Regions from separate parts of the Mus musculus genome. Here region 2 is linked to region 1. Evidence: chromatin loops called from intact Hi-C (ENCODE). Cell type or tissue: gastrocnemius. All regions are shown on one strand. Links, peaks and the distances in the headings refer to the core of each region. The heading gives the core; the rest is flanking DNA.

What was found. Peaks named below come from ENCODE experiments on the same cell type or tissue, not always from the same donor. Only the 100,000 strongest peaks of a DNase experiment are listed, where the experiment ranks them.
Region 2: it touches region 1 in a loop (11-fold over the local background); 35 of 42 quality-filtered maps call a loop at or near these places.

The regions. Positions count from the first base shown.
Region 1 is chr5:35,503,005-35,519,359 of GRCm38, forward strand. It overlaps Cpz (carboxypeptidase Z), which reads right to left. Exons shown (of 11, transcript NM_153107.2): 2 at 16,077-16,109; 3 at 14,389-14,763; 4 at 12,347-12,559; 5 at 9,407-9,603; 6 at 8,699-8,860; 7 at 8,019-8,177; 8 at 5,114-5,249; 9 at 3,668-3,807; 10 at 648-747. Among named protein-coding and RNA genes, the nearest start is that of Cpz, 14 kb to the right of the region's middle. In gastrocnemius, for the core only: a CTCF peak has its summit at 7,805 (motif pointing left); DNase peaks (open chromatin) are centred at 4,452, 7,342 and 7,796.
Region 2 is chr5:35,352,577-35,368,931 of GRCm38, forward strand. It overlaps 4930478P22Rik (RIKEN cDNA 4930478P22 gene), which reads left to right and starts at 8,977. Exons shown (of 4, transcript NR_046060.1): 1 at 8,977-10,067; 2 at 11,360-11,458; 3 at 12,161-12,194; 4 at 14,266-15,101. In gastrocnemius, for the core only: a CTCF peak has its summit at 9,451 (motif pointing right); a DNase peak (open chromatin) is centred at 9,480.

The DNA.
Region 1 (16,355 bases), core at 3,732-11,731:
TATTTTATGCAGTTGAATCTTTTGCCTGCATGTGTGTATTTGCACCACACGCACGCATAGGGCCCTCAAAAGTCCGAAGAGGGCATTGAATCCTCTGGAACTGGAATTACAGATGGCTGTGAATCACCAGACGTGCTGGGAATTTTACCTGGGTCCTCTGCAAGAGCCAGCTCTCCATCACCCGGAACTGTGATTGCAAGCTGGGAAAGGCTTAAGGACAGCCAAAGCCCACATGAGACACAGTCAACTTTCAGGGTGCTGTGGGTTCCATGTGAAGTGTCCCCCATGCCCATGTGTGTGAACAGTTGATGCTCGGTGAGTGGTGCCATTTTGGAAGGCTGTGGAACCTTTGGGAGGTAGAGCCTCCCACCATGCCCTCACTTAGGATGGACTAGGAGACTAAATGGAGCCCTCCCTCCTTAGGCTGCTCCTAATCAAGGATTTTGCCGCAGCTACAAGCAAAATAAGTATGCTACACACAGTGTCCCAGCATGAACCTTGGGTCCTGAATGTTTAGGTTTCCCAGAGGGAGGTGGCTCCAGGCTGCCACTCTCCCTAACCAAGCTGGCCGAGAATGGATAGAGAAGCTGGTGAAATGGGAGCCCTGCACTGACCTCCCCCACAGACGGGCACAGGCTGTGGCTCACCTGTGGTGACATCGTGGCGGATGCCTTTCACCAGAATCCGTGCGTTCTTGACTGGCTTTCCGTATTTATCTGTCACCATACCCTTGATGCCTCGGTGTACCTAGAGGCACCAGAGAGAAGGTACAGAGTGACGTCTAACCCCAATGTCACTCTCACCAGTGCCCCCCGGGCGCCTCTGGGTTGGGATTTTGCTTGTACAGCTGAGGCCTTGTTTCCTGTTTGAGGTACCTCTGGCAGTCTGACTCGTACCTTCTGGGTTGCTTGACCGACAATGAAGCTCTTCCTAAGGGTCACGTACACTTCCTTCCTGACCGCAGACACTGAGGACAGCCTCCACTGTCTATCCTTAGGTGCATCTGAGCATCTGTACCTCCCTAGCCTAGGAAGGCATTCGCGGTCCCTTCTGAGCGGAGGTTCTAGCAGGAAGCCTGGTGAGGACACAGACCAGGTCCTCAAACCCTCAACTCACTACTTACACTTGCATGTGTCAGTCTACACACCAGACACTCAGCGGTATCCTCAGAGTAAAGCCCAGGACCCCTGGAGGGCAGCCATGAAGCTGGACAGACTCAGCCCTACTATGAACTGACCTTTCTGCTTCCCAGCCACACCCCGTGCCTTCTGCACACAAGGGGGCCTCCTGACCCCAGAAAACCATTTGCTTCTGCACATTCAACTTCCTCAGCTACAGAATGGATCTTAGTGGGGCCGGAGCTGCCAATAACACCTAGGGCTCATAGTGCTTCTAAGATCAGCAAAGTCGGGAACCCAACAATCCCAGAAGTCCCCCACTGCTCAGAGCCAGCAGCTCTCAGTGGCTGCCACCCTCCCTCCTGACTCCCAGAGGCACTGAGGCAGACACAACAATCTAGTCACTTCTCTTCTACAGTTTAGAAATAAACAAAACAGGGTTGAAGGTTTGGGAAAAGAGGGCATGTAGATGTGGCTAGCACAGGCTGGGAGCTCAACTCTCATGACATGAACACCTAAGTGGTAGCTGGCTGCCCCTGAATGGGTGACCACTGCCTGGATGCTCCTGAGCACGGATTGCTGTTCTGTGGAGCTGAAACCAGAAATGCTATCCTGTAGAGGGAGAGGAGGAGTTGTTGGATGAGGACAACTGATGGTACGGAGGCCACTGTGCCAACCCAGCCAGCTCCTCCCTCCCTCCTCCTCACTCACAGAAAGACACTGACTCCTACAGAGCCAGTGGTCATGGCTAACCTGTGGTTCCCCCATGCGTGTATCCCTCTAGACCTCTGTGCCCCCCCACCTTTGCCCTCTTAGAATGTTCTGGCCATCTGCACTGACTGGCCCCTTCTACCACTCCCAGAAGCCCTCACTCCTCAGCCTCTAAGATGTCATTCCTGATGACGCCATAGCCTAGCTTCTCTCTCCCTGCTGGGTTTTACTGAGTGAGCATTTGTGTCTCAGGGCCTGTCCACGGGAGCCCCTCCCTCCAGTTGGCTAGTCTCTGATCTGCACCTCAACTGGGGTCCTCTTCTGCCACCCTGGGGCCCAGAGCTGAGCAGCAGGAGGAATTGGTTCTGCCTCTGCCTCTTCCACCCCCCCACCCCTGGGCCTGCTCAGGATCACTGTGAAAGTGACCTCAATTGGCCCTGACAGACCTGATCCTTATCAGGATCCAAGCCCGTTTTCCTGGGGGTCATCTGTCTCGGGGTAAGCCAAGTGCTGCGCGACTGGCCACCACTCTGCCTGCCATTAAATCTTCATACACTGAGACTTCATGTACAATATCCACGGAGCGATCCCAGTCCCACCAAAGCCCCTTCTAACTCATTTTCCCCAGACGACCACAGAATAGCCTGAGCACCTAGCTCTGCCCCAGGCCCTGCCTGTGGATGAGACACACCCTGCCTGAATGACGTGCCAGCTACCACAGAAAACAGTGGCCATGTTCTGTGCTACTTGGGGCTGTCTTCTTCCCATAGCTGCTGCTGTAGCAAGGCTCTGGCTGGTCTCACCTGGTGGAAGATTCCTGATCTCGCCAGAAAATAAACAGGGCTCAAGGACCGAACTTGGGGACACAAAGTCTGAACTTAAACTCCAGGCAGCTGCCATTGCATGGCCACTCCTCTTGCTCCCCCCACCCCCCAGCATAGCCACATGCCTCTGTGGCCACAGTGATCATTCTCTCGGGCCTCATCATCTAGGGGTGGGGCTGCCTAGGGCAGGGCCATCTAGGGGCGGGACCAACTGCGGAGCACTGTGCACTTGTCAAGGCCACCCTGCATCTGAATGTGCTGATGTCCCCAAAGCTGTTATCTCCCTATAGCTCTCCGTGCCTCGTCATTATTCTATAGCACTTGTGTGAGCTGTGCCGGGTGAGGCATTGGCTCAGGCACCTATTTCCTCTGACCCAGCAGACTCTAGCTCCAGGATCCAATGGAGGATTCTGAGGATGTATTTTCAATCACCCCATCACCTAGTCCAGATGAGCTCCATGCAGATAGGCAGGTACTCTTGGGCAGTCTACCCTTCAGCCTGCAGACCTCTGATGTGTGAACAGGCTGTATCCCAGAATCATCACCTCTGAGACCCACCCACCCCCATACATACTGTCCTCTTCACTCCTACAACTACCCTCACTCCAGTCTCGGGAAGGGACCCCGTAGGTCTCAAGTGCCTCACTGAGTCGCCTACTGCACCCCCTCTGCTCAGAGAGTACCCGCTCCTGCCTGGTTTTTCTTCCGTCAAGATTCAGCTTAATTCACCTACTGCTTCCTGATAGCTCCCGGGGCTTGGAGGCAGGCCAGCATCCCCTCCAGACTGCCAGTACCCCCAAAAGACTGCCAGGCCCCCACGTTCCCTTTGGCAATCATGCCTGTGAGATATGAGGGAAGAGATATGGTTGGGAAGCCCCAGTCTTGAATGGATGGTCAGAGAAGTCACCAACTTATGCTTCCACTGAGCCCCAGATAGAGCCAAGAGGACAGAGCCTAAGGGTAGAAGCTGGACTTCTTCCCCACCATGGGAAGCTTCCAGTGGGTGGGGCTCACCATCTCCAGGAAGTTGAGTAGGGGCTCCTTGTTCTGTTGCCACAGGCCATACAGCGCCTCCTCTGGGGGGAACTTCACACAGCCCAGTTCCACAGTGATCTCAAAGCAGTTGGTATGTAAGTAGTTGAAGTCAGACATACCTGTGGGGTGGGCAGCTGAGTGTCAAGGGCAAAGAGCCTGTGGCAGGCACAAAACTCCAGGCCCAGCACCACTTTGCACAAAGAGGTGATTTACACAGCCACTGTTCTTCCATGCATAACCCTGAGGTCAGGAGTAGAGGCCCTGACCAGGCCACAGAGGTAAACTTGATTTCAGACAGGTGGGTGGCAGAATCTTGTTCTCCCAGAGAAACTAGCCAGTGCACCTCACAGGTCTCTGTGTCCCAGCTATTGGGCCTACAGCCTCAAGGAGTCTGACAATGACCACAGCACACAATTGCCCAGAGTTAACAGCAGTCCAGGGAGACCTGATCATTTCCCAGAGAGGAAGTCGGGAGGACTACAATGTCGTCGTCCCCCCCCCCCCCCAGCTCTAAGGACTTTTGTGTTTCTGAGCTCTGCTGTCGGAGCTACCACTGCCACAGTCCTCACGGGTGCCACCTCTGCTCTGTGGCCCTGCCAGCTGCTGGAAGGAAGCCTATGGATCTCTCCATTCAGCCTCAACAGTAGGATCTCCCTTGTCTGCCATCTGGGGAACCAATGTACCTGAAGCCTGGAAAGAAGGGAAGCTCTCATGCCCCAGAAGATGGCATGTGCTAGTCCCTGGCAGCGTGACAAGATCAAATAGTAGCTTTGGAACACATGAGGACAGTAGCTGTTGGCCGCCTGAGTAGGTTTGGTGGGACACAGAGTTGCAGGGTGAGCAAGCCCCAGCCGTGCCAACACAGGCCTGTGAATCTGTCCCTTGCTCTCTTGCCCAGTGCAGAATGGTCTACCGGTGCTGGGGCACAGCAGAAATCAGGTGAAGGGGGCTGTTGCTAGGGAAGGGGCTTCAATGGGTGCTTCAGGGTGTGCATAGCATGTGTCTCCCACAGTGCACTTATGATACCTTCACCCAGCACACAGCAGCCAGTGAGGACTCAGAGGTCCGGTGAACGCTGAGCTTGGGAAAACCCGGAAGCCTTAGAGTACAGCACCCTAATATCTTACACAGTAAATATATCCCAACCATTAGGACCTGTTACCCAGAACCAAAAAGTCTTCTATTGCCCTGAGATGTCAGCTTCCCCGGGGCTCTGCCACTGCACCCCACAGCCCTGTTCAACCCCTAACAAGCAGCAAGGGCTTATATAAAAAGCTGATTATAAAATAAATTCAACAGTAACTGCTGAAGTCACAGGACCAGTCATCCCAGTTCCCCTTCTCCAGGCAGATGCTGACTAACTCTGCGGAGAGTGCCAGGGCTCTGCTGAGGAAGGCCCCACCCACCCCCCTGCTCAGGCCGCACCTCCAGTGAAGCTGTACCAGTCCGCCCCGTTGATGATGCTCCCCCGCTTCAGGAAGTTGCCCCCACACCTGTTCTCCGACCTGTCCATCATCATGGGGTGGACATCAGCATAGGCTCTGGCCAGAAGCTTGAACATCTGAAGATGAAGATGGAGGAGGAAGGTGGGTGTTCTGCAGCCCTCCCCCATCAATCTAAACGCGGGCTGGGCTCCAAGGTTAGGTCCGGTACCTGGACTGTCTGACCCCCTACCACTCTTCTTTCTCATCCCTGCCTTGGAGCTATCATCCCATGTTCCTCCATGGTCCTGTGGGTGAAGGCTGAAAGGAAGCTATAGTCATCGTCCCCATAATCCTGGGCACGTGAGCCTCAGGCCTGGCTTAGAGCAAGGCTGTACAGAGGCGCGGCCTGTCTGCAGGCTATGTGGGTAGGAGGGGTGCAGACATGAGGAATGTAGATGAAGTATGGCAGCCGGAGCCAGGAACAGTGGCACATGCTTTTAATCCCTCATTCGGGAGGCAGAGGCAGAGGCAGGCAGATCTCTGCATTTGAGGCCAGACTGGTCTACAGAATAAGTTCAGGGCAGCCAGGGCTACACAGAGAAACTGTGTCTCAAAAAAACAGAAAGGGAAGAAGAAAGGAAGGGCCGGGCAGTGATGGCACACACCTTTAATCTTAGCACTTGGGAGGCAGAGGCAGGCAGATTTCCGAGTTCCAGTTCCAACTATTAAGTGAGTTCCAGGACAGCCAGGGCTATACAGGGAAACCCTGTCTTGAAAAAAAACAAAAAAACAAAAAAAAAAAGGGAAGGAGGGAGGGAGGGACGGAGGGAGGGAGGGAGGGAGGGAAGGAAGGAAGGAAGGAAGGAAGGAAGGAAGGAAGGAAGGAAGGAAGGAAGGAAGGAAGGAAGGAGCAAAGCAACTACAGAGACCTAGGAACTTGGTCACCAGGCACAGCACCCCCACCACTCAGCAACTGCCTGGTGAGTGCCCTGGTGAGCTGCAGCAGTGCTGGCTCCTAGGACTGTGGCCAGTAGGAAGGGCTGGGGGCTGTGAGCATGGCTCCCAGGACTCTCCCTGGCAGGATAGAACACTGGCAAAGATGTCCCCTGAGACACCCAGACAGCTCCTTCCCTCACACACTCTCCCCACCTCTCCTGAGACTGTGGTTTCCACAGAGCCTGCCACTGGCTGCAGGCTGCACCGTTATTGATTGAGGATTGATGTCTGGGGAGCAGACTCATTTCTTCTGACTCTAGTGGGACCCATTGAGGTGAACCTCCTTGCTACAGACATCCCCAAGCACAGAGGCTGAGAGGCTGGGCATGGAGGGCCTCCTGCTGCTTGGGGTATGCCTGCCCACCCAGGGGGTGCACTTGCTCTAAGGAGGGACACGATCTGAGACCCCACACTGAATGAGTGTGCAAGCAAATGTATGAGTGTAAATGAGTGAATGAATAATTGAGTGAAGGATTGAATGAATGAAGTAGTCGGGGAGAGAGTGGGTGCATGAATGAGTGAATGGGTGAATGACTGGATAAGTGAGTGTGTAAGCTGATGGGTAGACTCGGGGATGAGAAGCCAGAGGATACAGGCATGGCTGGCACTGAGCTGGGTCTGGCTGCATAGAGGTCTCTGACAGCCTGTGCCTGAAGCATCCTTCCACCTCATCCTTGCCCTTGTGCTCCACTAAGAGAAGCTGCAACCCAAGGGAAACCCTTTCTAAGTCTAAGCCAGGCTGGGGTTCCTCTCCTGACACATGGGAACACAGGCATATACATACATTCCCAATGGTATATGCAAACACAAACATGAATGCAAATCCACCTGTATCCACACACAGCTACATACACTGTGCCCCAGCCTTGGCACTCGTCATGGATGCTGACCGTCCTGTCCCTGCTTGCTGTGTTGTTTTGTTTTGTCTTCCTCCATGGACAGAGTAGGAGGGAGAAGTTTCCTCCGCCATTGTGACCCAGAAACATGGAAGGTTCTAGGTAAGATCAGTATGGTGTACAAGTGTCCAACAGGGCTCAGGGACAGCTGTTCCCCTGGCCAAGTTGCTCAGAGATCAGGGAACCTGGAGTCTGGTCCTTGTCCGTCCTGATGGTCCCTACCTCCAGGTCCCTTCCCCTAGGTTTGAAATGAAAACTGCCCTTGAAGGTACGCCAGGCTCCCTGCACCTATCTGATTCGCCAGGAGACCTGACTAGAGACCAAGCCTAGCTCAGACCTGCACAGGCCCCACCTGGGACAGGAGCTTGCAGCCTCTAGTAATATAAGAGAGAATGGAGGCTTGGCCCCAGGCCTGGGGAACACCAGGAACTGCTGAGTCCTCCCCTCCCCTCCCCTCCCCTCCCCTCCCCTCCCCTCCCCTCCCCTCCCCTCCCCTCCCCTCCCCTCCCCTCCCCTCCCCTCCCCTCCCCTCCCTCTGCCAGCTTTCTTTGCCACAAGAGGGAAAGATAAGCTTCCTGTCCTGTTGTAACAAACAGGGCTGGGTGGCATAGCATGGCAACTTTAAGAGCTGGAAGTGTTCCAATGTTACTCGGTCACACATACTGTGGAAAAAAAAACAGTCCTAAGAAACCAGGGGCCTTACAGAGCCCCGCCCCTAACCTCTGCACCCAAGCTGGAACCCAAGCAGAGAACCCAGTTCCCAGCCCAAAGGGCACCATGCATGTGGTAGCACTGCCCCCTGCTGGTACAATCTGAAACAACATAAAAGACAAAACACAAGGCCAGAGTTCCTCCCTAAGGTTGAGGACACTGAGTAGGAAGACTGCTCTCTGCTTGACAGGGCATCTCCTGGATGTGAGGGAAGCGAGCAAAGGGACTCCTGAGGGTTCCGCCACGCCTATGAGCTAGAACAGAAATGACCTGCTCAGCCTGAGCACAGTGTCCATCTCTCACCTTCTCATCTGGTGTGGGAGAAAACATCTTTTTCTCATGGGGGTTCTTGGAGAAGTCGAAGGGGTAGGATACCACCAGGTCGCCGCCATGCAGGCTGGCTGAGAGGACGAAGGGAATGGTCTGTATCCACTTCATGATGGCTTTGGTCTCGGGGGCCACCTGCCGGGATTCGAGCACTGCTTTCAAGATTCTGCCGTTTCTGCTGCCCGCCCAACATCTGCCTTTCCCACCCACCCCAGACCCAACAGAACTCCTGTCCAGCCACTACAGTTCCCTCTGGTCACTGCAGAGTGTTTGCTGGCCTTTCGGCCTGGAACCCACCTTGCCCCTCCTGGTCAGGTTCACCTCTCCTGGAAGCTGAGGAGCACCCTGCCCCTGCAGCTCCTGTCTGTCCAGTGCCTGCATTGAGTAGGCCCCACTAGCTTCAGCAGTGGTCCTGACATAAGGCAGGTTACACTAACTACAGAGGGGAAGGCTCCTGCCAAGCTCATTCTTGAGGGAAAACCCAGGGCTTCTGGGAAAGTGTCTGGGTCAGGATGCAGACTAATGATGTCTCTGCTGGACACTGAGGCTTTCAATACGTTGTGACTGCCCCCCAACAAGGGCCTGGCCTACCTTACAGGTCAAATACTGAGGCTCAGCAGGGCCAGTTCCCTAGGGAGGGGCCACACAGCTCCTACCTTACCCCACCAGTAGTACTGTGAGATGGGGATATGGTCTGTGCGCACACCACGAGTCGAGGCCAGCCGGTAGTACTCTGACGTGAGGTCAGGGAAGTTGCGGTTCAGATCCAGGTTCTGTGCATTCTGCCTTCCACTGGTCCAGCCATTGTATCCAGCACCCTGGACACAAGGGCCCAGACAAGGATCAACATCTCCCATCCCACGCCTCCCAGCTCAGGCTTCAGTGGGACTGAGGTTCAAGCGGGACCATGGCTCCTATGGCTTCACCTTTACCCTTCCTCCCACCTCCTATGCCTCCACATGGCCTTTCTCTCACCCCTAGCATCATGGTCTGGAAGTATTCTCCCATGGGTAGAACACCTGCCCCCTGCATAGCCTCTTGCCTCCACTGACTCTTGCCCATGTCATTCTGTCCCTCCTAGTGAGCTTCCCTAGTCCTCCACCAGTGCACTCTCTCCTTGGGACTCTTTCTTATCTTCCATGTTTGGCAAGCACTCTACCACTGAGCTACATCCCCAGCCCTGTCCTAAAACAAGACATCACAGCTCTGCTCATCCAGCAGGCAGAATGTTGCAGGACCACTGCTTGCTTGGCCCTGATCACCTAGAGAGATGGCTGCAAACAGAACCTCAACAATGATGAGTAAAGTCAAAGATTAAGAGTGCGGGAGGATGCAGCCCTTCTGAAGGCAGCGGGAACTCCCACCTCTGCAGCTGCCACTTCGTAGCCATCAGGGTTCATGGATGGCAGCAGGTGGATGCGGGTGGTGTTCAGCAGGCGCTGGATGCGAGGGTTGCCCAGCAGGTACTCCGAGCACAGGTACTGGGCCAGGTAGATGAGCACTTCCCGTCCGGCCACCTCATTGCCATGAATGTTTCCAATGAGCTTCACCTCAGGCTCCACTGCAGGAAGAAACGGTGATGTGGGGTGTTGTTTCACAGACAGGGCTTAGCAAGGGTGTGCCGGGTGTACTAGTGTTTGCTTTGACTCGAGAGTCTCTGGGCATATGAAGCTATCTAGACACTCACTTCTTGAGCTCATTTCTTATGTTTAGCCACAATTGTTAGCATAAGTAAAGAATGCTATGATAATATATGGTACCATTGATTTGTGTGACTTCTATTGACATCTATGGCCCGTGTTTATGCAAAAAGTCAAATACATTAGTGCTTAATAGGTGAAACGGCTGGCCCTGGAAGGGAAGGTTGAGTGAATGCATGAATGATTAGATGGATAGATGGAAGACTGGATAGATAGAGATGAGTGGATGAACAGACAGACGGATGGACAGACAGATGGATGGATGGATTGATCAATGGATGAGTGGATAAATGAGTGGATGTATAGATAGATGCATGAGTGATTGGATGGAATAGATGATTGGATGGAATGGGTGGTTGGATGGAAGGGTGGATGGGTGGGTGGATGGATGGATGGGTGGGTGGATGGATGGATGGATGCATGAGTGGATGGGTGGATGGATTAATGGATGCATGAGTGGGTGAATGGATGGATGGATGCATGGATAGGTGGATGGATGGTGGATGGATGGATGGATGGGTGAATGGATAGATTATGAGCTGGTGGTTAAATATACAGAAGATGAAGAACAAATGAATAAATAGATAAATGGTTAGGAGGTTGGATAGATGAGCTGGTGGGTGGATAGCTGGATGGAAAAACAAATGTCTGAATGGATGGATGGATAGATAGATGGATGGATGGATGGATAGATGGACATGTGAATGAATAAAATAATGAATGATGGCCAGAGGAAAGGGCAGGTGTGGGTGAGTGGTGAATGGATTGATGAGCGAAAGAGTGGATGAAGGCTGTTTCACAGAAACACTAGACTAGGCCTGGCAGCCTTCTTTAATGTGGCCATGGGAAAGTCACCCCTACGTGCTGGATCTAACATTGCTCATTGGAAAACAGAATCTCCTACCCGACCTGTCTGGCCCAGCAACCTTCAGCTGTCAGCATGAATGTCCGTGCCCTTCAGACTCCACATACCAGGGTATAAACAACAAGGAAATGTCCATGTCTCTGCAGGAGGCCAGATGTGACCTGATGACCTCTGGCCCCATGAGAGACAGGCCTTTGAGCTTGTAATGTTCACACTGCCTAGTCCAGCTAGGTGAAAGCTGGGTGGGGGTGGACACCCCAGCAGACTCCTAAGTGCACAGACTCAGAGACTTCTGGAACTGGAGGGAATGATGGGCCCTAGTACACCAAAGTGGCAATGGGGTAATGGTCAGGGGCATGGGACCAAGGGAGGCCCAGCCTTAGTGATGTTCTCGGTGCTGGGAATAGGGACTTCCAGTGTCACCATGTCCTATTCACACAGGAGATGACGATCCAAGCCAAGTCTCTGTTAGAACATTCTAGAGACCTACATACAGTCAGCTTGGTGTCTCTTTTCCAGCTCAGAACCACTAGTAATTACTGTAACAAAATTTGATTCCTAATTTGCATCATAGCAAGGAATCCCTGAAGGATCTGAGGCATCTAGCATCTTCCAAAACTCAAAGCAGGCTCAGCAAACTGTGTTCGAGAGAGGAGCAGAGCAGAGGGAAAGAAACCAGGACCCAGACCTGAGCAGGCCCAGGACTCACAAGACTGCAGGGCCACCGTGGTGGTGATGGTGACAAATTCCACATTAAGGAGCTAGGACTGAAGCTCTGTCAACCACTGGCCATTGACCCAGTGTCCCCTCCATGACCTGCCCTAGTCCCTCCAGCCTCCAATCTCTCAGAAAACCTTGCCCTCTTCCTGAATACAGAGTCTCCACACTGTCATCTGTTTAGGTAACTTACTCTCCTGCTATAACTCAGTCTCCTCAGACAAGTGTCTGTTGGGATGAGACCAACTCATGTCCAATCTCCTGAACTCAAGTGATATGTTTTTTCTGGAGAAACCCTTCCCCCACCCCCACCCTGAGACAGGGTCTCTATGTAGTCCTGGCTGTCCTGGAACTCATATAGACAAGGCTGGCCTTGAACTCACAGAGATCCTCCTGTCTTTGCCTCCCAAGTGCAGAGATTAAAGGGTATATGCCACTGTACTGGCTAGTTTTGTGTCAACTTGACACAGCTGGAGTTACCACAGAGAAAGGAGCTTCAGTTGAGGAAATGCCTCCATGAGATCCAACTGTAAGGCATTTTCTCAATTAGTGATCAAGGGGGAAGGGCCCCTTGTGGGTGGGACCATCTCTGAGCTGGCAGTCTTGGATTCTATAAGAGAGCATGCTGAGCAAGCCAGAGGAGGCAAGCTAGTAAGGAACATCCCTCCATGGCCTCTGCATCAGCTCCTGCTTCCTGACCTGCTTGAGTTCCAGTCCTGACTTCCTTTGGTGATGAACAGCAGCATGGAAGTGTAAGCCGAATAAACCCTTTCCTCCCCAGCTTGCTTCTTGGTCATGATGTTTGTGCAGGAATAGAGACCCTGACTAAGACAGCCACCTTTAAGTTCTCCATGCCCAGCTTGGAGAAATCCTTTTTAATACTGTCCTTGTGGGCAGGTGTCATGGGTGAGTAGAGGGGGGGCAGCAGATAGTCACCCCCAGCTCGCGCACCCCAAGGCTAAGTAGGTCTGCACCCTGTTCCCAGGGGCGGAATCACACCTGGGCCTCACGTGGTCACTCACTCAGTTCATGCTGGCCTGGGCGGCTCGAGAACTCGATGACCACCAGGTCCTTGCCTTCAAAGCTGCGCCCAATGCTGTAGGTCTTGGCCACCTGGGAACAGCGGGCCGCTGTCCTCTTCAGCACTCGGACCATCTGAGCATAGGAGTGGTGGGCGAAGCGAATGAAGGTAGGTGGCAGGCCAGAGGGCAGGGCCTCCTCAACATCCAGCTCTCCTGGGGAAGGAAGTGGAACTGAGGCTGGGGTGTGCACTGAATACCCACTCATGGTACAGACAGATCACCAACCTGGCCAGCACCCTCACCCCCAATCCCACTGTACTGCTGTACAAGTGGGGGATGGGATGACACATAGGCCTCCTGGATGGCACTGCCACAAGCCAGCCAGCCAGCCACAGTGCCGACCGAGGAGATGCATATGGACCATGTCTCCACTCCAGTGTAAAAGTGACAGTAAGATGTGGGTGTCTGAATGGGGGCTTTCAAATATGAAAGGCAGAGTTCAAGAGAAGGCGCACCAGGAATCCTCAACCTACAGAAATCAAAGAGAGGCTGTCATCCGCCTCTAAGCAGTGGTTGTCTGACATGACCCTGCCATCGGGGCCTTGACACAGCTCTGTCTTCCTCTCTGCTGGTACCATGGTCTATTCTGTGTCAACACTCACATGTGCCAGGCAGCGTGGCTAAGAGTGGTTCCCCACAGTCCATAGTCTGCTAAGATTCCACCCAAATGTTTCTATAACAAGAAGAAGGGGCTGGGACAGTGTTGGTCAGAGTGTGACCTCCATCACACCTGACTCCCCTGCCCCATTTCCCTTTACCTCTCTAGAGAAGAAGCCTAGTGGTTAGCAGCCCTGGGGATTTTCCTCAGCCCTGATGGCTGAAGAAACTTGAGGCAGGTCCCTACAGGCCGACCGGGGCCACAAAGAGTTAATGTTGTCTCTACTGTGGCTTTCTTTTTGCTCAAAATGGTTGGTGAAGAGAAAGAGCAGATGAACCCAACAATTTGGTGGTTTCAAAATATCCCCTCTCCAGTGCCTGGGCTCTCTTGGGGCAGCAGGCTCAGCTAGAGCAGGTTGGCTTCCATTCTCCTCACTAGCTTGCCACCTCCACACCTCAGCCCACTGTGAACACAACTCCTGCTGGCCAGAGCCCACTGCGCCTGCTCTTGAACCCAACCTGCCCTCTCCAGGACAGGACCAGGCTCCAACACTGGGCTCAGCATGGTACACCCCCTGGCAGGCACTCACACAGGCTTTGCTAGGTCTACACCCTCCCCAACAGCCTTTACGTCTCAGTACACAGTAGGCACTCAATAGATGAGGCTGTACAAACAAGCCCATCTACCAGTGGCTGGCCGGGGTGACTCCAACGGAAGCCCCTGTTCTATCTCCTTTTCTGGGCCTCCATTTTCTGACTGCAACAGAAGACGAGGGGCTTACAAAGCAAGATGAAGCATGGCTGGCGACTCCTGCCAGGAACAGAAAACTCTGTGGGCCAGGGTGGCACGGTGGGTACTGATCATCTTTCTCACCACTCGAGTGAAAGGGTGCAGACAGGGACAGACAGAGCTGTGCTCACTAAGGCACTGCGCCAAGCAGCCCTCTGTGACTCACACACCTCCTGAGATGAGCCGCTCACTAGCATTCAATGTAGCTCATTCCTCTGTCACAGGTCGGCCCTCATCATCTCCTGCCGTCCAACAGACTGTGCCTGGAGAGTGACTCAGATCATCCTTCAGGCTCAGCGTTGGCCAGAAAGTCTGCTGAGACGTTCCCTGCGCGGGAACATGGCCAGTGAGATGCAGTTCTGAAGGTGGCTATAGCTGGTCACTCTGTCTACCCTGCTCATGTCTCACTTGTTTGCTGAACATAGGCCTCTCCACGGATAGGATCCTTCGTGTGCATGGATGGGACACTTTTCCCTCTTGATAAGCTGCCCTTCCCTCCAAGTCTGTAGATGCAGGAGCCCTGACACCTGCCTGCCCAAACTGTAACTCCCAGAGCTAATGTGCAGCCTGGAGTACCCCCAAAGCCTTCCCTTACCACGGAGCTCTTCCAGAGGGTCATAGCAGCCTTCCTCCTCTGGTGCGAAGTATTGGGCACAATCAAGGAAGTAGGGCCAGGCCATGTCGATGGCGTCAAAGGCCGGCTGGCAGGCCTCCCGAAGGCCCTCACAGACATGCCGGCAGGGCCTTTGTGTGTGGCCTCCCTCACATCGGGGGGCCAACACAGAGCACCCTAGCAGCCGCAGGTCAGGGTTGCACTGACCCTCCAGGAGAAAGTGTATCACACCCAACAGCATGTACTCAGGGCTAGACTCCACTGCCTCCCACGACCGGTGCTCCAGCGGTGTGGGGAACGATGTATGGTTATAGGCGGCATCCGCACAGGTCCTGAGATGCAGGTCCACACAGGTGGCTGGAGAAGAAGAGTCAGCAGGTCACATGATGACCCATGCCCAAGTAGATACCACCTAAGACCAGGGCCTGCAATGATGGAGCACCCAGTCTGTGGGGAGACAAAGACAGAGGCAAGCAGGGTCCATGGAGACACAGCAAGGGACTCTGAAGCAACTGCACCCAGCTACCTGCCAGAAAATGGTCTAGGATGACAATGGCACCCACAGAATGGGAGCAGGCAGCCTGCCCTGCCAGGGGATGCATGATGAGGCCAGTGAATTGGCCCTGCAAAAGCAGGGGGCCAGCCTCATACAGGCCCAAAGGAGAGATGCTCACAAGAACCATGTGAAATATCCCAGCCTCGGGACAAAGTTAAGTCCTCTCAAAATGCACCTGGCAGGCCTGGCTCTGTTTCTCCTCTTGTTACAAGGACATTGTAAGTGCAGGCCAAAGCAGGCCATCTCCTCTGATATTAAACACTTTGTGCTGGACCAACATGGGTGTCCACTGTCCTACCTCCTGCAATCCACTGAGTCATTTGTCAGCCAGCTTCTTGGTTGGTTGGTTTGTTTGTTTGTTTTTGTTGTTGTTGTTTTGTTTTGAGATAGCCCCCAATTTGTAGCCCAGGCTGGCCTAAAACTTCAACATAGACCAAGTTGACTTTAAACTCACAGAGATCCCCTGTCTTAGCCTACTAAATGCTGAGATGACAGACATGATCCACAAATCTCAGCTATGGTGCCGGTTGTTCTATGGAGGAAATGCTCCCCAGTTTCCTAAATCCCTGTATAGAATACATCAGATGTGCACAGCTGGTAGGAGACAGGTGTGTCCCACCAGATGTGCACAGCTGGTGGGAGACAGGTGTGTCCTCAGCCCTGTCCTGAGAGTTTTGAGTCATAGCTTTCAAGTCACTAAGCAAGATGCCCTACTTCTCCTCATCACAGGAAGGACAGGTCCAAGTTTACAAACCCAGCTGGGCCTGCAGGGCCAGAAGCCAAGGATGGCTTCTCTGTCAGGGGCCATGGATTAGAAACACAGCCTGTGATTAACGGGCAGGAGGCTCTGGGCTCTATCTTGAGCATAACATGCCCCTCCAAGGAAAGAAAAAGAAACTTATAGCAAGAGACAAACACAGGGCTAGCCTTGGAGGGACCCCTAGCATTGCCCCCAGGCAGAGCTGGGCAGGCAGGGCAGGCTACTCTCTTGTTTAGTCTCCCTTCCGTGGATCTTGCTATCCACATCCAAAGCCAGCATCTCTGCTTTGACAGCACAGGGATCAGGGGATTGTGGAGTTCCTACAAGACAAATCAGGGGTGGGGTGGCACCTACCACTGTGTGTGTAGACCAGCCTCTGACATTTACCTGGGAAAAGAGACAACCCTGATTAACAACAGATACAGTACACATCTCTCCCTTCAAGGCCTCTGCTGGGTACTCACTGATGATGAGCCCTGTTCTAGCCTCTGTTACCCTCACCCCCCTGGTTTGCACTGCTGACCTCTGAGCTCAAAGCAGCAGAGTCTGACAAACCATAGGACTTGCCTAAGGACGTGGGTGCATTGGCACTCTCCAGCCCAGCCTAGAACCAACCTGGAGGGCCCTGTGCCC
Region 2 (16,355 bases), core at 5,016-13,015, 150 kb before region 1:
GTGGCTGTGCTAGTTTGCACTCCCACCAGCAATAGAGGGGTGTTCTTCTTGCTCCCCATCTTCGCCAGCATCAGCTGTCACTTGTGGTTTTGATCTTAGCCATTCTGACAGGTGTTAAAATGGCATCTCAGAGTCTTTTTGATTTGCATTTCCCTGATGACTAAGGATGGTGAACATTAATTCTTCTACTGGGAATTCTCTGTTTAGATCTGTGCCCCATTTTAAATTGGATAATTTGGTTTGTTGATATCTAGTTTCTTGAGTTCTTTGTATATTTTGGTTATTAGCCCTCTGTCAGATGTGGGGTTGTTTCCTATTGTATAGGTTGCCATTTTGTCTTATTGAGCGAGTCCTTTGCCTTTACAGAAGCATTTCCTAAGTCCTATTTATCAATCGTTGATCTTAGTGCCCGAGTTACTGGTGTTCTGCTCAGGAAGCTCTCTCCAGTGCCGGTGAGTTCAAGGCTATTCCCCACTTTCTTTTCTATTAGGTTCAGTGTATCTGGTTTTATGTTGATATATTCGATCAACTCGGACTGGAGTTTTGTGTAGAGTGATAGATATGGATCTATTTTCATTCTTCTACATGCAGATACCCAGTTAGACCAGTACCATTTATTGAAGATGCTTTCTTTTTTCCATTGTATATTTGTGGCTTCTTTATAAAAAAAAAATCGGTGTCTATAGGTGTGTTGATTTATGTCTGGGTCTTTGGTTCTATTCCATTGATCAATGTGTCTGTTTTTATGCCAATACCATGCAGATTTTATTACTATAGCTCTGTTATACATCTTGAGATCAGGGATGGTGGTACCTCCAGATGTTTTTTTATTGTACAGGATTGTTTTAACTCTCCTAGATTTTTGTATTTCCATGTGAAGTGGAGTACCATTCTTTCAAGGTCTGTTAAGAATTTTGTTGGATTTTTTATGGAAATTTTGTTGAATCTATAGATTGATTGCTTTTGATAGGATATCCATTTTCAGTAAGTTAATCTTACCAATCCATGAGCATGGGAGATCTTTTCTTCTTCAAAGATTCAAAGTTATTGTCAGACAAGTCTTTCACTTGTTTCTTTAGAGTTGCCCCAAGGTTTTTTATATTATTTGTGGCTATTGTGAAGGGTGCTGACTTCTTTCTCAGTCTATTTGTCAAGTCTTTCTCACTCTGTATAGAAAGGCTAATGATTCTTTTTTTAGTTAATCTTGTATCCAGCCACTTCACTAAAAGTGGTTATCAGTTGTTGCTTGGTAGAATTTTGGGGATCACTTGTGTACTGTCATATCATCTGCAAATAGCAAGAGTTTGACTTCTTTCTTTCCAATTTGTATCCCTTTGATCTCTTTTACTTGTCTTACTGCTCTATCAGAACTTCAAGTACTATATTGAATATACATATATATGGAGAGAGAGAGAGAGAGAGAGAGAGAGAGAGAGAGAGAGAGAGAGAGAGAGAGAACAGCTTTATCTTGCTCCTGATTTTAGTAGAATTGCTTTGATGTTGGCTATTGGCTTGCTGTAAATTGCCTTATTGTATTTAGCCATGTTTCTTGTATCCCTGGTCTCTTTAAGATTTTCATCCTGAAGGAGTGTTGGGTTTTACCAAAGATTTTTCAGGATCTAATGAAATGATTGTGTACATTTTTTCAGAGTTTTTTTTTTTTTGGTATGATTTTGGTATGTAGAACCATCCCTGCATCTCTGGAAGGAAGCCTACTTGATCGTGGTGGATGATCTTCTTAATGTGTTCTTGGATTTGCTTTGTATTTTTGCATCTATATTTATGAAAGAAATTGGTGTGTGATTTTTTTCTTTGTTGAATATTTGTGTGGTTTGGGTATCAGGATGACTGTGTCCTCATAAAATGAATTTGGCAATGTCCCTTCTATTTTGTGGAATAATTTGAGAAAGTTGGCATTAGCTCTCTTTGAAAGTCTGGTAGATTTCTTCACTAAAACTTTCTGGCCCTTCATGGGGCATTTTTGTTTGTTTGTTGTGGTTGAGAGAATTTTAGTGACTGCTTCTATTTCCTTAGATGTTATCTGACCTTGATTGAATTTTGGTACAGGGTATATATCAAGAAAATTATCCATTTCTTCTAGATTTTCTAATTTTGTGGGGTACAAGTTTTTACAGTATAATCTAATGAATCTTCGGATTTCCTAGGGGTCTGTTGTTATATCCTCTTTTTGTTTGTGATATTGTTAATTTGGAAATTCTTTCTCTGACTTTTAGTTTGGAAAAGGATTTGTCTATCTTGTTGATTTTCTCAAAGAACTAATCTTTGTTTCATTGATTCTTTGCATTGTTCTCTTTGTTTTTGATTTCTACTATTTTATTTTATTGATTTTAGCCCTCAGGTTGATTATTTCCTGCCAGTTGTTCCTCTTGGATGAGCGTACTTTTTTTGTTGTTGTTCTAGAGCTTTTAGGTGTGCTGTTAGTTGTTAGGATGAGATTGCTCCAATGTCTTCCTGTAAGCACTTAGTGCTTTGAACTTTGCTCCGAGTGCCACTCCCATTGTGTCCCAAAAGTCTGAATATGCTGTGTGTCCATTTTCATTGAATTCTAGAAAGTCCTTCATTTCTTTTTTTATTTCTGCCTTGACCCGGGAATTATTCATTAGAGAGTTGTTCAGCTTCCATGAGGAGTTTTTAGGCTTTCTGTTCTGTTACTTAAATCCAATTCTAATCCATGGTTGTCTGATAAAACATAGGGTGTTATTCCATTTTTTTTCTTGTATCTGTTGAGACTTTACTCGTGACCAAGTATGTGGTCAGTTTTGGAGAAAGTTCAATGAAGTGGCTGAATGTTCTGTAGACATCTGCTATGTCCGTTTGGTTCATAACATCTGTTAGCCCCACCGTTTCTCTGTTTAGTTTTTGTTTGAATGGGCTGTCCCACTGGTGAGGGGAAAGTATTGAAGTTTCCCGCTATCAATATGTGAGGGCTGATGTGTTATTTAAGCTTTAGTAGTTTCCTTTTGAAAGGTAGGCGCCCTTGCATTTGGGGCAAGATCATCTTGGTGAATCTTTCCTTTGATGTCTCTTTTGATTCATTTTGGTTTGAAGTCTATTTTGTTAGATATTAGAATTCTGTAACAGCTTGTTTCTTAGGATCATTTCTTTGAAAATCTTCTTCTAGCCTTTACTCTGAGGTAATGTCAGATGTTGAGATGTTTTTCTTATTCTCTTTTCTTTTCTTTTCTTAGCTTTATCTAATTATTACCTATTCAGTCCTCTGCCTGCATGTATACCTGCATGTCAGAAGAGGGCACCAGATCTCATTACAAATTATTATGAGCCACCATGTGGTTGCTAGGAATTGAACTCAGGAACTCTGGAAGAGCAGCCAGTGTGCTCTTAACCTCTGAGACATCTCTCCACCCTCAAAGTGTGTTTCTTGTAGCAGCAGAACAATGGATCCTATTTTCACATCCATTCTGTTGTCTCTTTCACATCCATGTCTGTGTCTTTTTATTGAAAGATTGAGTCCACTAATATTGAATTGAACAATATCAATGACCAATAATTGCTAAATTCCTGTTTTTTTGATGGTGGTAGTATTGTGTCTGTCTCTGTGTGTGTGTGTCCCTTCTTTTGTTTTTTTCTGGTGTGAGATTATCTATTTCCTGTGTTTTCATAGGTCTAGTTGACCTACTTGGGTAGGAGTTTTCCTTGGAATAGTTCCTACAGAGCTGTGTTTGTGGTTAGATATTGTTTACATTTGATTTTATTGTGTAATATCTTGGTTTCTCCATCTACGGTAATTGAGACTTTTGCTGGATATAGTTGTCGAGGTTAGTATCTGTGGTCTCTTTCCATCTACAGAACATCTGTACAGGCCTTTCTGGCTTTTAGAGTCTCCATCGAGAAGTCAGGTGTAATTTTAATGAGCTTGCCTTTGTATGTTACTTGACCTTTTCCCCTTACAGTTTTTAATATTTTTCTTTATTCTGTATATTTAGTGGGTTTTTTTAATTATGTGGTAAGGAACTTTCTTTCCTGGTCCAATATATTTGGTGTTCTGTAAGTTTCTTGCACCTTTATAGGCATGTCCTCCTTTAGGTTAGGAAAATTTTCTTCTATGATTTTGTTAAAATAATTTCTGGGCCTTGAAGCTGGGAATCTTATCTTTTTTCTATTTCTATTATTCTTTAATAACATCCAGATTTCCTGGATGTTTTGGATCAAGAACTTTTTTAGATTTAACATTTTCTTTGGCTGATATATCAGTTTCTTCTATTGTATCTTCTACGAATGAGATTCTGTCTTCCATCTCTTGTATTGTGTTGGTGACGCTTGTGTTTTTAGCTCCTGTCCACTTACCTTGATTTTCCATCTCCAGGATTCCCTCAGTTTGTGGATTGTTTTTGCTTTGTTTTGATTTTTGTTTGCTTTTATTTCCACTTCCAGATCTTAAATAGTTTTACTCATCTCTTTCACCTGTATGCTTTTCTTGGCTTTCTTGGGGGGATTTATTCGTTTCCTCCAATTGTTTGTGTTTTCCTGGACTTCTTTTAAGGGATTTATTCATTTCCTCTCTAAGGACCTCTATCTTCACAAAGTTGGACTTGGGTCATTTTCTTGTGCTTCAGCTGTGTTGAAATGTTCAGGACTTGCTGCAGTAGGATAGCTGGGTTCTGGTGGTGGCATGCCCTGGTTGCAGCACTGTCTCAATCTGTGTCATGTCCACCTATTCCTATGCCCAGGAGGCTGGGATAGTAGTCATGTTCTGTCCCTCAGGTGCTCAGGACCTTGTCATGAGGCACTTAATCTACAATCACAGTTTCAAAACCCAATGGTAGACTGGTGAGATGGCTCAGTGAATAAAGATAGCTATCACCAAGACTGAAAATCTGATTGGTTCCCTGGAAACCAGATAGTGGAACTGAGACTGGAAGTTGAAAAACACTTTACGATTGTCCACTGTGGTGGTCAGCTTCATTTGTCAGTGTGACACAACCTAGACTCACCTGAGAAGAGAGTCTCAATGACGGATTGTCTACATCGGGTTGTCCTGTCTTGATTATTAACCAATTTGGGAACACACAGACCACTGTGGTCGGCACTGTCCCCTAGGCAGAGGGGCTCCTGGACTCTATCAGCAGAAATGCTAAGTGCAAGCAAGCAAGCAAGCACACACGTATGCATCCACTTCTCTATGCTCTTGACTGAATGTAGTGTGACCAGTGGTGTGACTAGCTGCTCTAAGATCCTGCCACTCTGATTCCTCTAAGTTGATGGGCCGTAACCGAGAATTGTGAGCTAAAATCAACCCTTCCTTCCTTGAGTTGCTTGTTGTTAGGGTATTTTATCACAGTGACAGAAATGAAGCCAGGACACTCAGCAGGAGAGCCTGCAGAGCAGGGCAGTTCCTTGGCTTCCCCAGGTCTGGTGGGACCAGGGAGGGATGGCTGATGGAGTGTGGCACCCTCCTCCTTCTATGGGACTAGCTTCCCCCCTCTTGTGCCTCGGGTACTCAAAGGAGCTTTCCGAGGTTCTTTCTGCTTAAGCACTTAGCCACATCCCACACATAGAACCTTCAGAACTTTAGGGGAGTGTTAAGTTTCAAAGCAGGGACAAATGGCTGAGGTCTACTTAACATTCCAAAGCAGACCTTGGCTGTCAGGTTCTCCCAGCATCCCTTAGTCCCTACTTGTTACAGGGTATTGCTAGCATAACCTGACCTTTACTCTGAACTCTCCAGCCCAGGAACTAGGCTGCCCTTCCCCCACATGGCCCAGCTCAGCCTGGTCACGTCCACTCTGGACTCTGTCAGATGTCTCTGCCTCTGGCTATGCTCTCCCTTTTACCTACAATAAATTCTCTCCTCCACACCTAGGAGCAGTTGTGTTCTTTCCTATTTATTTATTATTTATTTCAGTGAGGCTCTGCCCCTAGGTGCCAAAGCCTACATTCTATTCCTGACACAACCCCTTATATCCCCAAAGCAATTGAAGGCCATGCACAGCAGTGGGGCAGCCCATATCTGGCTGATTCTGGAGTGCCTGAGCCATGGGTTTTTGTCATCAGTCCCCCCAGTTCCTACTGCCAGACTCCGACTTCCCCCTCAGCCTTTCCTACAGGTCTGCCGCGGTGTGGTGCCCATTTAATTTAGCAAGGGTTTCAGTGAAGTTCAGTGTAGTGGGTGGGCCTGATGTGGCTTATAGTCTAATGCTAAAATTCGTTCCTTAAGACCTGGTTGCCCTAGAGACCCAAGTGACACTATCTGATCTTGCCCCCGAGTGATTTCTGATTGGTGAATAAAGATACAGATAGCCAATAGCTCGGTAGAGGAGACATAAGTGGGTTTTAGGATTCCAAGGGTTGGGGGTTGGAGGTTTTGAGGAGAACCATGAAGGGGAGAGGAAGATGAGGAGGAAGAGAAAGATGTCATGGGTTAGAAGCCAAGAAAGTCCGGCCCTAAGGGCTGGCCAATTGGAGTTAAGAGCAGTGCAGATGAAATATAGTAATACCTCGGGGTTATTGATTGGAAAGCAGCATAGAGGGGAGGCCCAGCTCTTGTGCTGTTTAGGGATTATTGTAAATATAAAGGTTATGGGTGTCTTTTTTTTCCCAGGAACTAAGTGGCCAAAGATGGGATAGAAAGCCTGGACCAGGATTAAAAATTTGTCCACTAGTTCAAGGATGCTACAGAGGCCGAAGCTTATGCACGTCTTGTCTGTGTTGGAGTTCTCCCTGTGTGGAATCAGCTGTGAGTCCTCACACCCATGCAGAGGTCCCTCAGGTCACGTGTGCTGCTGCAACCCCTCCAGGCTGCAGCATGCAGCATCATCTCCATGGCGCTCACACTCTGCAGCACAGTGCAAGGACTGGTACAGAGGAGAATCTGCAGGGGGGTGGGGGTGGGGGGAGAACAAGATAGGGATGGGGGTTGTGTGGCAGAAGGCTTTCAGAAGGAATGAAGAGTCCACAGTGAAATTCTCACGATAACAAACTGGGAGTGTGAGAGGAAACATTCTAGTAACAGGCACAGCAGGTGAAAAGGCCCCGAAGCAGTAGCTGAGCCAGGAGCCTGTCCTTGGGTCCCTACATCAGAGACACCAACAAGCTGGAGTTTTCCCCCAGCAAGTCCTGAGGCACAGCAGCAATGTAGCAAATAACACCATTTCTCCTGAGAATCTCATTGAGGCCAACCCAGCTTTTTATTCTGATCTGAATTACTAATATTGTCGCTTGCATCGCACAGCACACGGTGAGCATATGTATGTATATATGTGAGTTATAGAATGGTACAGAGCTCAAGATTTCAGAAGCGAGCTGATAGAAATGTAAATGGAGTCGGTATGGATGAGATAAGGATCCAAACCATCTGCAGAGAGGCTGCTGCTGTGAATGAGGTGGGGCATGGACCGAACACGGAGATGGGGAAATGGGGAGTGGGGAGTGGGGTATGGGGGTGACGACATAGATGGACTAGAGGGAACTGCAGGGATAAAGAGACAGAACCAGGGTATAGGTGGAGAAAACATATGAACTATGGGTCAGACAGGTGATCAGGAGAATGGGCTGACAGCCCGTAAATGGGCTGCATCTATATGCATAACCAAACCAGTCTGAATAGTCTATCTGAATGACAGGCTGATGGAGGCACTGTCATAGATATGCTGGGATTCAGGTTCTTGGTCTTGTGTATCCAATACATTCTTGGCCTTGGTTCCTCTATTTTGTACCCTTGTGGGCCCACAGTCTCAGTTCGTCACATTGGGTGACTGGCTCCCTTCCCACTCAGGACTAAGTCATTTATTCACCCAGGCTGATACATGGGGTTCTCTTCATGTGCCCACCTAGACATGCCATCATCCTCCATTCTCACAACAGAGTAAAAAGTCGCTTGTAAAATGGAGTCTCACAGAGTAGGGCACAACCTCTACCCCCTGCCCAATACCACATTGTTGTATTCAATAGGAACAACTCAGAGCAGGGCCCAGACTCTTCTCAACAGAATCCTAATCCCTCCCAGAGTCTATGAATGTGTGGATGTCTTGACCTCAGCAAAGGGGACTCTTGGGTGCTGGCCAGCTGTGTCGAACTGGGGAGAGTGCCCTGACATAGTGTGTGGACCTGATGGTAAGAGGCCAGTGCCAGGGGCAGGAGGAAGACATCTGGGAGCCATGAGACACAGCAGCCTCTGCACTAGAAAAGGCACCAGCCTGGCCACATTGGCTTTAGCCCAGTGGGCCCAGTGGGACTGGAGTGTTGGGGATCTCTGCAGCTAGCAGACTCCCCTTAATGATACCACACAGCCCAATCCTGCCTCTCCAAGCCCAGATCTTCCCCATAGGCAACTTTGAATAGCATGGCTTCTTTGCCAGCCTACTGTGAGTTATATATGACAGCACCCCTCACTCCACCTGCCCCAGGCACCACCACCCCCAATCTGGACTCTGTCAGACTCACCCAGGCATCCTCTGGGACTCCCATTCCTTCTACAACCTGACAGTACCAGACTTTGACACAAACCCCCAGCTGTTCCACTCCCCACCTTTCTGCCTCCCCGGGCCCCACCCATAGCACCCCTGCCTCTCCCCGAAGTCTCTCCTCTGGTTCCCACTGTTTCCAGATACCTGCACTGTCACCTGGCCCTTGATAATGCTCCCGATGGCCCCACTGGAGACATTGTGGACTTTCTGATTTCTCTCCCCGACCCCCATCCATACCCAGCCACTGGCTCTCAGCACATAGGCCAGATGGCCAACTTTCTTAGCTGGTCTACATGCATTCTTTCCAGAGAATTCCTGGGGAAAGTCCCCACTTTGTAGCTACACACACAGCATTTCTCCCTCTGAAAGATGGCCACTTCCTCTATCTTCTCACAATGGACTCTGGATACCGAGTCAAGGGTAGTTTCAGGCCCAGCTAAATGGGGCCTCATGCCTCTCCATCAGAGGTGGGCATGTGTGACAGTTAATATCAACTGTCAACTTGACAAGATCTGAAATCACCTAGGAGACAGACCTTCAGTCGTGCCTGCCAGGGATCGGTTAGCATCCTAGCATGCTTGTGGGATTATCTTGATGGGATTGAGGTGCGAAAACCCACCCTAATATGAGTGACTCCATTCTCTGAGCTTGAGTCTTTGGTGGCATAATAACAAGGAAGAGAGCTAAGGAGCAGAACACATCCCTCTGTCCCCTGACTGAAAGTGAAGTGACCAGCTGCCACCAAGACTTGCACAACATAATGGGCCGTGCCCCGATACTGTGAGACAAAACCAACACTCCCCTAAATTGCTTTTGTCTGATATTTCATTGCAAAACAGGAAAAGAAACTAAGACGGGGCCTGTGGTTTTATTTACTAAATCTGTCTGTTCTGGGAGGTGCAGATCACGGGTGCCAGCCCTTCTTCACCCACCTCATCCCCATCTTAAAGCACAGAGAAAGCTGGTCGATGAGTCTGCTGACCAGCAGGGGGCGCCTGCCCAATTCTGATGGTTTCCTGCCTATAGCTCATGGATGCAATTTGGAGGTGGCCACTGGGTGGCACCATTATGTCACATATGCCTACTGAGAATCCTGTTGACTGCTGGACAGGGGACAAGTCTGGAATCCAAAGCCCTCATCTGGACTGACTCTGCTATGGGGACTCTGCATGTGAGTGTTAGGCAGATATCCTGAAGGAGCAGGCCTGGACCTGAGCCTCCTAGGCAGGTCTGAACCCAGGATGCCAGAGCTCTCCTGGAGCAGACTGTCCCGTTGTCTACCACGTCAGGTTGGGGACCCAGGATTCTAAGATGAGAAGAGACAGACTTTACCCATCTTGATCCCTGAGTATATCTTCCTGTCTACAGCCTGGGGGTCTTTGTCCCTGGCTCAATTTCACTCACTGGCTTCTGTGGCTGAGGGTCCTTGGGCTCTTACCTCTGTGGAACCTAAAAGCCCCTGAGAGGGACGTTGAATGAATTCAGGGTAGACAAGCCCAACCCTGGGCCAGAGCCTAAACAAGACAAACAGCCCACAGCATTCATTTTGGGGAGGTTGGGCTGGAACCCACTTGGCACAGAGGACCAGGAACTTGGAGGTCTCATAGGGAGGCTTACAAGTTGGTAAGTGAATGGGTTCTGTCTGTCATCTTAGTGTGCAGAATCTCAAATGCGGGCATAGCCCCTGTCACGCAAAGAAGTCATACAATATGACCATTCAAGGTTTCCTTTCAGCACTTACCAGTCTGGCCCTCCTTGAGCCAGGTGCTGAGAGCCAAGCATTCCTGGCTTTCTACATACTGTGAAGTGCTATGCCCGGGAGTCAGCAAGCAGCAGTTTCTGCCAAGCTCCTTGGCCTTTCACCATGTAGTACTTCCTAAGTGCCACCCAGGCCCAAAGGGGGTGGGGCTCCCTGTATATCTCAGTCCCAGAGCCTGGCATTCAGGGTACACTCAAGCCCACTTTCAACCCTTCTGTCCATCCAGGAGGTCCTGATTCCCACCTCTCCTGCCCTCAGAGTCATCCCAACGTGTCTGCTCACCTTCCAGCTGGTTCAAGCCACCGTGGCCTTAACTGCCTGTGTTAACTACCTGGTTTATTTTATTTCTTTGTGGGTTTTTGGTTTTGCTTTGATGTTTATTTGTTTGTTGTCGTCGTCGTCGTTTTGTTTTGTTTTGAGGTAGGGTTTCCCTGTTTAGCCCTAGCTATCCTGGAACTAGCTCTGTTGAGCAGGCTGGCCTCAAACTCACAGATACCTCTGTCTCCCTAGTGCTGGGATCAAAGGCTTGTGCCACCATGCCTGCCTCTACCCATTTTCTTTTTTGTTGTTGTTGGGTTTTTTTTTTTTTTTTTTTTGGTTTTTGCTTTTTTGTTTTGTTTTGTGTTTTTTGTTTTTCGAGACAGGGTTTTTCTGTATAGCCCTGGCTGTCCTGGAACTCACTCTGTAGACCAGGCTGGCCTCGAACTCAGAAATCCACCCGCCTCTGCTTTCCAAGTGCTGGGATCAAAGGCATGCGCCACCACACCCACCTTCTACCCATTTTCTTAAAGGTAAACTGGATCTGGGAGTTCTGAAGCTGCCATGAATAATGCAGGCAGTGCTGTCCCCCACCACCACCACCACACCTCTGCCCCAACACAAACCAGAGGGAGGCCTTGATTTCATTCATGTTCTAAGTAGGGCAGAGGAGGTGGTTAGGAACTCAGGGCAGAGGCAATCCAAGGTCAAAAACCTTGGCTCTTAAACCTCAACACAGCATGGCGGGCACTTTCCCCATGGCAGGCACTTTCCCCACAGCCCCGAGATGACCCACTATGCAGATGGATGCTGAACGTTGGGTCTCCTAACTCTTATACCAGGACATGCGGCTCCTTGTCCCACACAGCCACAACTCTGGGTCTCCTTCTTTTCCCAGGCTAACAGCCATGCTGCTGCTGATCCATCCTGCCAGGTCCCAGCCTGGCAGAAGTCATTTTGCAGCAAGGAGAGACTAAGACAGCAGTGGGATCTCAAGGTGAGTATCTGGGATGAGGCGGGTTGACTTTCCATCCTATAAAACTCTAAGCATCCCCCAGCCTCATCCTGAGCTGAAGATCTTGGGCACAGGACTTTATGGAAATAAAAGAGAGGCAGCCACCAGGTATGCACTTAGTATGGTCCCCGAATGGTGCCTGATGGGGTTACTAAGATGGAGTCACCTATGTGTCCTGGGCATGGACCATTCTGTACACTGTCTCCAGGCTAGCTCTTACACATCTATGTTCTCTATATCCCCAGAGCCCTTTTGGTCAGCACATCTAAATCCCACTTCTGAGCACAGCCATGAGAGCCTAGCAAGCCCCTAGCTTCCATAGTTCACTCCATCTGCCTCCTAAGGTCTGTGACTGTGTCACTCCAGTGGGGGCCAGATGGAGCACCTAGGGGTGCTCTGCCCATTTTTCCAGGGTCGTCTTTCTCACCACAGCAACACTCTGAGGGGCTGCAAAGAGATACTGTACAAAGCCACATGGTTCCAGTGACAGTCCTGTCCCTCTCTACCCTGCCTCAGCTGGCTCTAGACATTGCTTATTGGAACTTGTCTGAAATCTGTTGTTCTGTCTGTCTACACTCTGCCTCTGGTCCTGTCTGTGATCTATCATACCCTACCTGTAAACTCTGTCTTTGGTAGTTAGTCTATCTAGAATCTGCTAAGTGTCACCTCTTTGGTCATATCTAGGATCTGAGCTGAGTCTGATGTCCTCGCTGTACAGGTGAGTTGGCCAGTTGTGTCAGGTGGCTTGTTGGAGGTCACAGACTGGCAAGTGGCAGAGCTGGGTTTTAACTGCTGGTCTGATTCCGGGCATCTGCTGTTGACCACAGAACCCCAGTTCCTGTCCCTTGGCTCTTTGGGAACCTCCAAGTCCCTCCCTCCCAGGACACCCCTGCAGAAAGATGTCAAATGAGGTGAGGCCTGGTTTCCATTAACTGATGAAAACCATGAATCATCACAGGATATAAACTCAAAGGCTGTTTTGTAACAAACAATGTGACAGCTGAGGATGGGGAGGCGCCAGCCACAGATCCACAGCCTGGAGAAATCTGGGGTTCTCGGAACAAGTGGGATTTGAAGCCAGGAAGGAGATCAAACCTTGCTGGAGCCCTTGGAGGAGGCAGGACACCATCACACACAGGAAGGACATGTGTGTAGAAGGCGTAGAACGGGAGGTCAGGGGTATCCTACAAAGCCCTAGAGAGGGGTGGGGACTCTGTCCTTGAAAAGTCAAGGCACTGATTGGAGCTGAGCTGAGAGAAGAGACCAGCTGTCTTGAGGATTCATGGCTATGGTCACCAATGTCACACGGGGAATTAATAAAGACCCCAGCCATGAGACAGCCAACTGTGGGAACCTCCTCATGCTCTCAATGAAGGGCATAGTTGTCACACTGTAGCACAGAGGGACATTTGAATGTCTCTAGACAAAACATGCTCTGGGCCCTAGTCCTAGGGCCAGTATTTCCACTGATGTGGCTGAAGCATGGCTGCAGTTATGAGTGACTGCTGAGAAGGAGGGTCCCCAGGGGATGTGTCATCCATCAGCTCAAAGGTGCTCATCTGTCAGACACATTGTCATCCATGCATCCCCACACAGGTGACCTCCAAGGGCCTGGCTGCCTGCACCTTTCCACAGGGGGAATTCTCAGCACATAGTAACAGCCATGGGGAAAGACACTTCAAGGCACTGGATACCTGGATCCAAAAGCTGCTCAGAGAGCCTCAGGCACCAAGCTCTAGGCTGCCCACAGTTCTGCCAGTGTAAAGCACTGCTGCTTTAAGAAATCTAAGGAAATTGGTCTCCGTTTACCTCCATCTGGGCTGTAAATGCTAGTCACCCAGCTATTGGTCCTATGTCAAAGCAATATGTGTCAGATTCCTGGAGCAAGCGGAACAGGTGACTTGGTGCCCTGGGTCACAGTATGGAAAGAGCCTGGCTTCCTAGCTAAGCTAGCTTCCCCTGGCATTTCTGTAGTCATGCATGCATGTGCGTATGTGCATGCATGTGTGTGTGTGTGTGTGTGTGTGTGTGTGTGTGTGTGTGTGTGTGTGTGTGTATAATAGTTGTGTTGGGTTTGGGATACCCTGCTCCAGTGTGATTGCATCTGAGATACAACACCTGCCTCAGAATTCTGTTTTCCAGACATTTTTGCATGCTGGATGTGGGACATTGAGCATTAGTGTGCTGAGGAGACTCCTTCCTTGTGACCTGGTATGGGCAGGGCAGGGCAGGGCAGGTTGGTGGCTTCTGCCAGTGATGGGAGGTGGCTTACTAATGGTCAGGAGAGAAGGTCTTGGCAGGAAAAGCTGCCGATTCCGTGCAGTGGGCGAGGTTTCTTCTGGGGAGACGGGGAAGGAGAAAGGGAATCGATGCCCCACAAGCATGTGGCTTTCTCTCCTGTGCACGGGGCAGGTCCAGCAAACCACTTAAAACCCCATCACGCTGACGGCCATGCTCAGAAATAGAAAAGTGATTCTTTTATGGCATTTACTGCTCAGACTTATCCACTCAGCCGAGTAAACAAGACCCCACAAGGAGCCGGTTTTGATTCTCGGGGTGCCCTGTCACGTCTGAATTATGTCACACAGCAGGACTCTGGGCAGGTGATATGAGGGTTGTGTTCATGACTGTGTAGCCCTGCTCCGGCCCTGGGGGAAGACCCGTCAGCATCCTTTACTCCCGGAGGTGGAGGATCTGCGGACAATGCAGAGCAGCACTGGAAGGGACAGAGCTCTCTTGCCTGATGTTGACTCTCCACCCAGAGTGCCAGCATTTATTTGCTTTTCCAGAGTGTTGTGGGAACGAAAGGCTAATCAAAAGCCATGGTGCCTGAAACCCTTAAAGGACCAAAGTCCGGAGACTCAGGCTGGCGTTCACCTCCTGCAGTCAGTGTGCATCCTGGGTAAGGCAGACGTGTCCATCCACCTGTTGAAGGAGCATCTTCAGGAGATACTGAGCTCATCACCCTCAGAGACCTCCAAGCAAGGTCCCATCCGATGTCCACGGGGAACACTGTGAGAAGCACTGATGGGCTGTGGTTGCTGGGTGCAGGGACACAGAAGGGGTCACTGAAACTTGCCCTAAGCTCTGAAGGGTGCTTACCCCTAGTGGCTACCTGATGCTCAGAGATGCCCCAAGGCAGTCTTCAGACACCCGATGCCTGGGCCTCACTTGCAGGCACACGGGGTCCCTTGGAGGGGAAACCAGGGCAGTGTGAGTGAAATCCGAGAACAAAGGTGCGTATTTGCTTACAAGCGGAGAGAATCACAGAATTGACACATTCCTCACAATTGACAAATAGCACGGATATTGGAAGGAGAAAACCCGGAAAAAATAACATGTGATTTTTATTAGCAGTCTGGCAGGTAATAAAAATGGGGCTTGCACTGTCTTTGCTGCCTTTCTGTCTGTCTGATCCCGAGCCGCCTTTTCCCCACGACGAGCCTGCGATATCATTTTCTATACAAAGACAAGCAAGATTATCTCCTTCCCTCGGGAGCCTGGTGTAAATTTGGTTTTGATTATTGTTGGGGTTTTTTTTTTTGGGAGGGGTTAAGGAAAAGAAAAACAATTTGTTTTGTTTTGTTTTGTTTTTGCGTTTAGCTTCAGAACTCATGGCAATGTCAAAAAAAAATAAAAAAATAAAAGTAAAAGACAAAGTTTGTGTTTTCCTCCCTGGACCCACTCTTGACGGGGCTATCAATCCAAGAGCCACTCCTCACAGCATTTGCATGGCACCTCTTCTCTGAAATGACGGCAGCAGCGTAGATCTGAGACCTATTTTCCTCGCTCCTTGGGATGGCTGTTCTTGGCTTCATTGTTTAGTGACTGGCTTTCTTGCACATTCCGGCCATTTTACCTAATTTTTTTTCCTCTCAGCTCTTTAAGAGATAAATTTAAAGTTGACAGTGTGGTATCTTTGATGTGAGCCAAGCCAGGAGTCTGTGCTTTCTCACTTGCTTTATTGAAGCACTCTGAACTGTCTTAGCAAATTACAGTTCTCACAGCACCTTGGAGCCCTGTCAACTCTCTGAAGAGCATCTAGCTCTTCCAGACCTCTGCATTCACACTCATCCCTGCAGCCTGAGCAGTCCTGTGACCGGAGCTCCATACCCTTGACATGAGGAAGGGCCCCGTGGGCCTCTGCATCCCAATAGCACAGGGCCACTCACTTCTGTTCAACACCCAGGCCCAGCACCTTCGCCAGCTCCTCATCCACATACCAATCTTTCTAAGAAAGTTTCCATCTTTGTCCCTGATTTCTTGACACTACTGGTCCCACACCAACCAGGTAACCCACAGCAGTGTCAATTTGCTAAGGAAAACAGGCCATTTCTTTCATTGGCAAAACATAGGTGATCCTTGGCTACTTCCTGTATGGTGGGAGTCACTGCCATGGTTCCATCTGCATTGGACTAACCCAGTAACAGCCTTACTCTCAACTCCCCAATCCCTCTTTCCCACCCTGGGATATGGATGGGCCAGGAAGGGGCTGGAGCAGAGTCTGTGTCCTGGACAAACCCCGTGCAGGAAGAACTAGATCTCTCTAATCAGGAGGGTGGAAGCTTTAAGCATGATGTCATGGCATCCTGCTGAGCAACCCAAGCACATTACTTAACTTCTCTGTTCTCCCCGGTGCAAAGTTAAGAGCTGCACCTGGCAAGGCAGAACCCCAGAGACTCTGGCATCACTGAGTAAATCGCCATGGGATGCTGGGTCAAAGGAAAGTCAGGAAGCTTTGGTTGTAAACTGGAGGCTGCTGTTGGGAGTCCTAAAGTCTGTGCAAGGAGAACAGAGCACCAGCTTAGAGGCACAGGCAGATGCTCCCTCCTGGTTGCTGGTAGGTCAGCACCAGCTGCACGCCATTCCTCAGTGATGA